Linked DNA regions of Homo sapiens: region 2 is linked to region 1. The links are chromatin contacts, found by Hi-C in ENCODE. All regions are on one chromosome and are shown on one strand. The core of a region is the stretch at or near the end of the contact, and the rest is flanking DNA. Distances in the headings are between cores, read along the strand shown. Region 1 holds the start of MICU2 (mitochondrial calcium uptake 2). Region 2 has its middle 36 kb from the start of RNF6.

Region 1 (2,700 bases), core at 136-2,635:
CTTGAGTTTTTCGCTAGAAAGGCATAATGTAAATCTAAAAAAGAAAATAATAAACTACTACTTTCAATTTTCAAAAAAGCTCATATGTAAAAACTTACTAAGTCTACAAAAATTTTAAAGCACTACTCATTCAAATTTTCAAATGCGTTACAACATCATTTATCCTGAAATAGGGAACTTGAATCTTTTTTTTTTTTTTTTGAGACGGAGTTTCGCTCTTGTAGCTCAGGCTGGAGTGCAATGGCTCGATCTTGGCTCACTGCAACCTCCGCCTCCCGGATTCAAGCGGTTCTCCTACTTCAGCCTCCCGCCACCACACCCAGCTAATTGTTTATATTTTTTAGTAGAGACCGGGGGGGCGGGGCTGGGGTGGGGAGCGGCTTCACCATGTTGGCCAGGCTGGTCTCGAACTCCTGACCTCAGGAGATCCACCCGCCTCGGCCTCCCAAAGCCCTGGGATTAAAGGCGTGTGCCACCGCGCCCGGCGGACTCTTGTCTTTAATAGATGGAGGTTTTAGGAGCAATTTTTGCTTAGAACTTATGGTCCACTAAGATATTAAGGTTTATAATCATGCAATAATGTTCCTTAAAGTTGATAATAAAATCTGGAAATCAACTGGTTAATTTTTGTGGCTGACACATTCGTGACTTAAAAAAGCAATCGACAGAACTTCATCATGCTATACAAAGAAAAGATCGTAAAACTTAGTTGCAAAGCTTAACAAAGGTATATCCCACAGGGGTAACTGGACGCAAACCACCTGCGGATGTGAATGCCACTTCACTGACCAGAGAGGTAGCAAGAGGCGAGGCGCAGTGAGATTCTGAATTAGGAGCCTCGAATTAAGACACGCCCACACTCATCACCACTAAATTAGTGCGGCCAGTTTTGTGGGCCGTGGTGTTCAGCGTCCGCGGGGTTCTCCCAAGGGAGGCAGAATCTCCGGTCACCAGCCTCGAAGGCCCTCGGGGACTCAGGCCGGGGGCCGGTCCAGGAAGGAGCGAGTCCCACCAGTCGCAGGGCGCTCCGATCCGCAGCGGCACCTCCACCCACGGCTCCGGGAGAGCCGCCCAGAGCCAAACCACTCCCCGCCTAAGGGCGTCAGGGGAGGGAGGAGCTTGACTGGGGCTAGCAGAAGGAGTTAGTCCTGTACCTGTGCGGAGACTGTAAAACTGCCATCCCGCGCCGCAACACTGACGCGGCTGTGGTGCCAGGCCGCTCCTGCTCCTGCCAGGGCCGCGCCGGCCACTGCCGCTGCCAAGGGGCCGGGACTCCGCACAGCCTGTCGGCTGACAGCGAGCCCCCGTCGCAGTTTTCCGCCCCAGGCCGCCACCCGCGCGCAGCTACCCGCAGCCGCCGCCATCTTTGCGGAAGCGCAGCTAGGCGGCGCTTCTCTCCCGGCGCCGCCGCCTACCGCTTGGGAACTCTCGCGACATCCGACAGGCTTCCGCCCCGCCTACCGGGCCTGCGCCGTGGGTGCGGTTGCTGAGGCGACGCTCGCAGCCGCAAGAGGTGGCCTTCGGTTCCGGGGCTGCCTTCTAAGGCTGTGGGGATGGGATGACAGGAAGAGTATCAAGACAGTATAATATGACTTCCTAGTCCAAAACAAGATAGTGCCCTCGGTTGTGTGGGCAGGTTTCTCCTTTTCATTTTTTCACCTTGTAAAACTGTGAAACGTTTTTTGAAATAGTCTCTTCTGCATCTGTGTTGTTCATGTCTTCCTATGCTTATAGTCTTGACTGTTCTTTCATTTCTGCTAAAACAACTCTCAGACAAGGCATTCTGTTTATTTCAGTCCCTCACTATTTGCTTATAATGAATTTAAATTCAGTTTCAACAAAAGGTTTGATAGTAGCTCTTATCCTACCTAGAACTAAAAGTCAGAGACAGCAGCACACCAGCCCCATGTCTCTATCATCAGGGACCCAGAGGTTTTCCCCAGTGCAGATTTAGAACGATACCTCCAGTCCTGGCTGTTGCATTGGTGATAAGTGATGTAGCTGAGGCAGACTACTTGGTTTTATTTAACAGCCTCCAATCCTCCATTCTTTGGTCTTCACTTTTCCTGAGTAACTCTTTTTAATAAACTCTTTGTTCAGCCTCTGAAATGTCCCCAGCTATTAGAAGCTTTAGTTGGGCATGCAGTAACGGAGCCAACATCAAAGGGGCCAAGACTCCTAATCACATAATCACTGCTGTCTTGAAGTTTTGCACAAAACAAAACTTCAAGAAACAAAAACAAAAACCTGTCACACGAAATCTAATTTGATCATTCAGTGGAAGTTCCGTGGATCCCTTTGTTATTATCTGCCCTTAATCCTTGCTCCCTTTCTCTTAGCCCGCTTGTCTAAATTAATCTGCAGTCAGAGGTTCCTCACTTTTCCGTCAGCTTCTGGACTTACTTTTCAGTGTGCCTTCCCAGGTAGGAAGTAGAGAGATGAGCCTCACTTCACCGACTTGTGAGCCAGACCTCAAGGTTTGAATCTTAGCTCTACCAGGATGATCACTGTGGTTTGGGGCAAATTATTTAATCTCTCTGAGTCTCCATTTTCTCATTTGTAAATAACTCACGATTTGGTAGATGATCACTGCTATTTGGGGTAAGGTATTTAATCTCTTTGAGTCTCAATTTTTTCATCTGTGAACAACCCTCTTACAGTTTGGGGTGGGGAAGCTAAATGAGATATTTTATATAAAGT
Region 2 (2,700 bases), core at 116-2,615, 4.6 Mb after region 1:
ACGCTGGTCTCGAACTAATGGGCTCAAGCTATCTGACCGCCTCGGCCTCCAAAAGTGCTGGAGTTACAGGCATGAGCCATCATCCCCGACCAAGGTATTATTTTTATTTTAGCTTTTTAAAATTTCTATTTGGTGTGCTCTTTGTAATAATACATAAATATATATATGAGCATGCATTACATTTTTATAACTTATAAATAAATACATATACATATACATTTGAAGTGCATTTTTTTTAAAAAAAGTTGTTACTTGGCTGGGCACAGTGGCTCACGCCTGTAATCCCAGCACTTTGGGAGGCCGAGGTGGGCGGATCACGAGGTCAAGAGATCGAGACTATCCTGGCCAACATGGTGAAACCCCGTCTCTACTAAAAATACAAAAAATTAGCCTGGCGTGGTGGCAGGCGCCTGTTATCACAGCTACTTGGGAGGCTGAGGCAGGAGAATCGCTTGAACCCGGGAGGCGGAGGTTGCAGTGAGCCGAGATCGTGCCACTGCACTCCAGCCTGGGCAAAACGAGCGAAACCCTGTCTCAAAAAAAAGTTGTTACTTAAAGTAATGCATTGTCAACAGAAGTGTAGAGGCCATGATTCTAAACTTGTGTTCTCTACGCCTAACTACGAACCTTGTGCCTTTCCAAAACCAAAGGTCACACTTCTGGAAAGTTCCTTCCTCCCTCACATTCAATATCTATTTAGAGAACACACACTATGTCCTAGCTTCTGCTAGGTTCTGAAAATACAGTAAGAGGCAAAAGAGCCATAGCCCCTCCCACCCCGTGCCCTTATGAAACTTGCAGTCTACATAAACATAGATATGAAACAAACACAAAATGTATGTTTTAACCCTAAAATGCGATAGGGAAGCCAGTCAGACGATTTACTCGGGAGTAAGAATTCAGGTCATTCACCAAGGCGCCCATGTCAAAGCTTCATCACCCGCCTCGCGGCCCTAAAACGTGTCAGAGTCATGATACACACAACGCAGAGGAAAAGTTCAAAAACAGATCTTAAAAAGAGAAGTGAAAGCAAGCGATCAAAACATTTCTGGAAATCTGACACATCTGGAGTGCCGTGTGGAGACGCCAGGGCGCGTGGAGCTTTGAGCAGTTAAAAACCCAGACCGGGAGGCCAGTGCGTGTGTAAGACCGCGTTTCTCTGCAAGGCTGTCCCGCGGCAGGAACGCGCTCGTTGGGCCGCAGAGCAAGAGCGGGACGCGCCGGGGGGCGTCTGCGTGGCACGTGGGCCCCGCAGCCAGTCGCGCTACCGACTGGCAGTCAGCGGAGACGCTTCGGAGCAGGTCTGTTAGGGCGCGCGCACACACATGCACGTGCACGAGCGCACGTACACGCGCACACCGCCAGCGCGGACCCTGACGGGGCCGAGCCTCGGAATTGGGCCTCCTCGGCCGCCGTCGTCTTCTCAGCTCTCACAGGGCCCGCAGCGGCGCTATACCTTCGGCCACAGGTAGCGCGTTCCTTCGCTGTGCTGACCGTCGATCCCGGGGGCGCTAGAGCGCCGGCTCCGGGGAGGGCAGGGAAGCGTCAGGGACCTTTCTTCTTCTTTTTTTTTTTTTCTTTTTTTGAGACGGAGTCTCGTTCTGTCGCCCAGGCTGGAGTGTAGTGGCGCGATCTCGGCTCACTGCAATTTCCGCCTCCCAGGTTCACGCCATTCTCCTGCCTCAGCCTCCCGAGTAGCTGGGACTACAGGCGCCCGCCACCACGCCCGGCTAATTTTGTGTATTTTTAGTAGAGACGGGGTTTCACCGTGTTAGCCAGGATGGTCTCGATCTCCTGACTTCGTGATCCACCCACCTCGGCCTCCCAAAGTGCTGAGATTACAGGCATGAGCCACCGCGCCCGGCAAGCGTCAGGGACCTTTCTAGAGCCTTGCTTGGCCTGAGGTCCGGGACTGGGGCTGTCCCCGCTTCCTGTTTCTGCCATCAGTGGGGCCACAGGCCTGAAGACGGCTTGTACCGCCACCTTGGGCGCCTCTGCTCCTGGCTGCGACGTGGGGCGTCCTAGCCTTCGGACCGGGAACCTGATAGGAGACGAATAGAAAGGGGGAAAGCCCTGGAAAATTAAGCCGGCACAAGAAGGGGGAAACGTTTGGAGGTCAGGCAAGGCTGATGGCCTTGGGGATCGCGGAGCAGGAGGCTTACTGGGATGTCCAGTGTGAGAATGTCAGCCCGTGAGCTCTGGTGTGCAAGAAAAATGCCTCTTTTCTGGATTTCAGGTGAATTTCTGACTCCTCTGGGCTACATACGACCACCCTTCCCTGGCCCCCTCTGGTGAACTGGTTATAAAAGAAAAATTACCCTAGTTCTTCCTGCGGTCCCCTCCCCAGGGATTAGGCCAAGTTCTGGAAGCTTATTGGGTGACTTAGTGGGTATGTTAATGGTTAAGTAACGTACCCAAGGTCTTATTGCCAATCAGTGGCAAAGTCAGGATTCAAATGCAGATCTCTTGGACTCCAGAGGCTGGAGTTTATTAAATGTTTAGCCCCAGCTCTATTTGATTTTGGGGGTTTTTTAAGACAGTCTCTATCTGTTGCCCAGGATGGAGTGCAGTGGTGCAATCTTAGCTCACTGCAGCCTTGAACTGTTGGGCTTAAGCAGTCCTCCTGCCTCAGCCTCCCAACTAGCTGGGACTACAGGCGTGTGCCACCACACCTGGTTCCTAGCTCTATTTGAGACCACA

What was found. Hi-C counts contacts between places; a loop is a spot of excess contacts on that map. Pooled maps may share reads with other maps.
Region 2: a pooled map shows a loop between it and region 1 (15-fold over the local background). The contact joins the enhancer-like site here to the promoter of MICU2 in region 1. A Hi-C loop is called at or near these places in 6 of 50 pooled maps.

Annotation. Positions count from the first base shown.
Region 1 is chr13:21,602,785-21,605,484 of GRCh38, forward strand. MICU2 (mitochondrial calcium uptake 2) reads right to left here and starts at 1,386. Exons shown (of 12, transcript NM_152726.3): 1 at 1,155-1,386. The coding sequence starts at 1,364. RefSeq lists enhancers at 480-1,099, 1,100-1,718, 1,500-1,569 and a silencer at 1,120-1,329.
Region 2 is chr13:26,185,211-26,187,910 of GRCh38, forward strand. It overlaps a transcript of RNF6 not described here. Among named protein-coding and RNA genes, the nearest start is that of RNF6, 36 kb to the right of the region's middle. RefSeq lists enhancers at 935-1,104, 1,155-1,204. Within about 2 kb of position 1,366, at least 34 of the 41 ENCODE cell types and tissues checked have a DNase peak (open chromatin) inside an H3K27ac peak, as active enhancers do.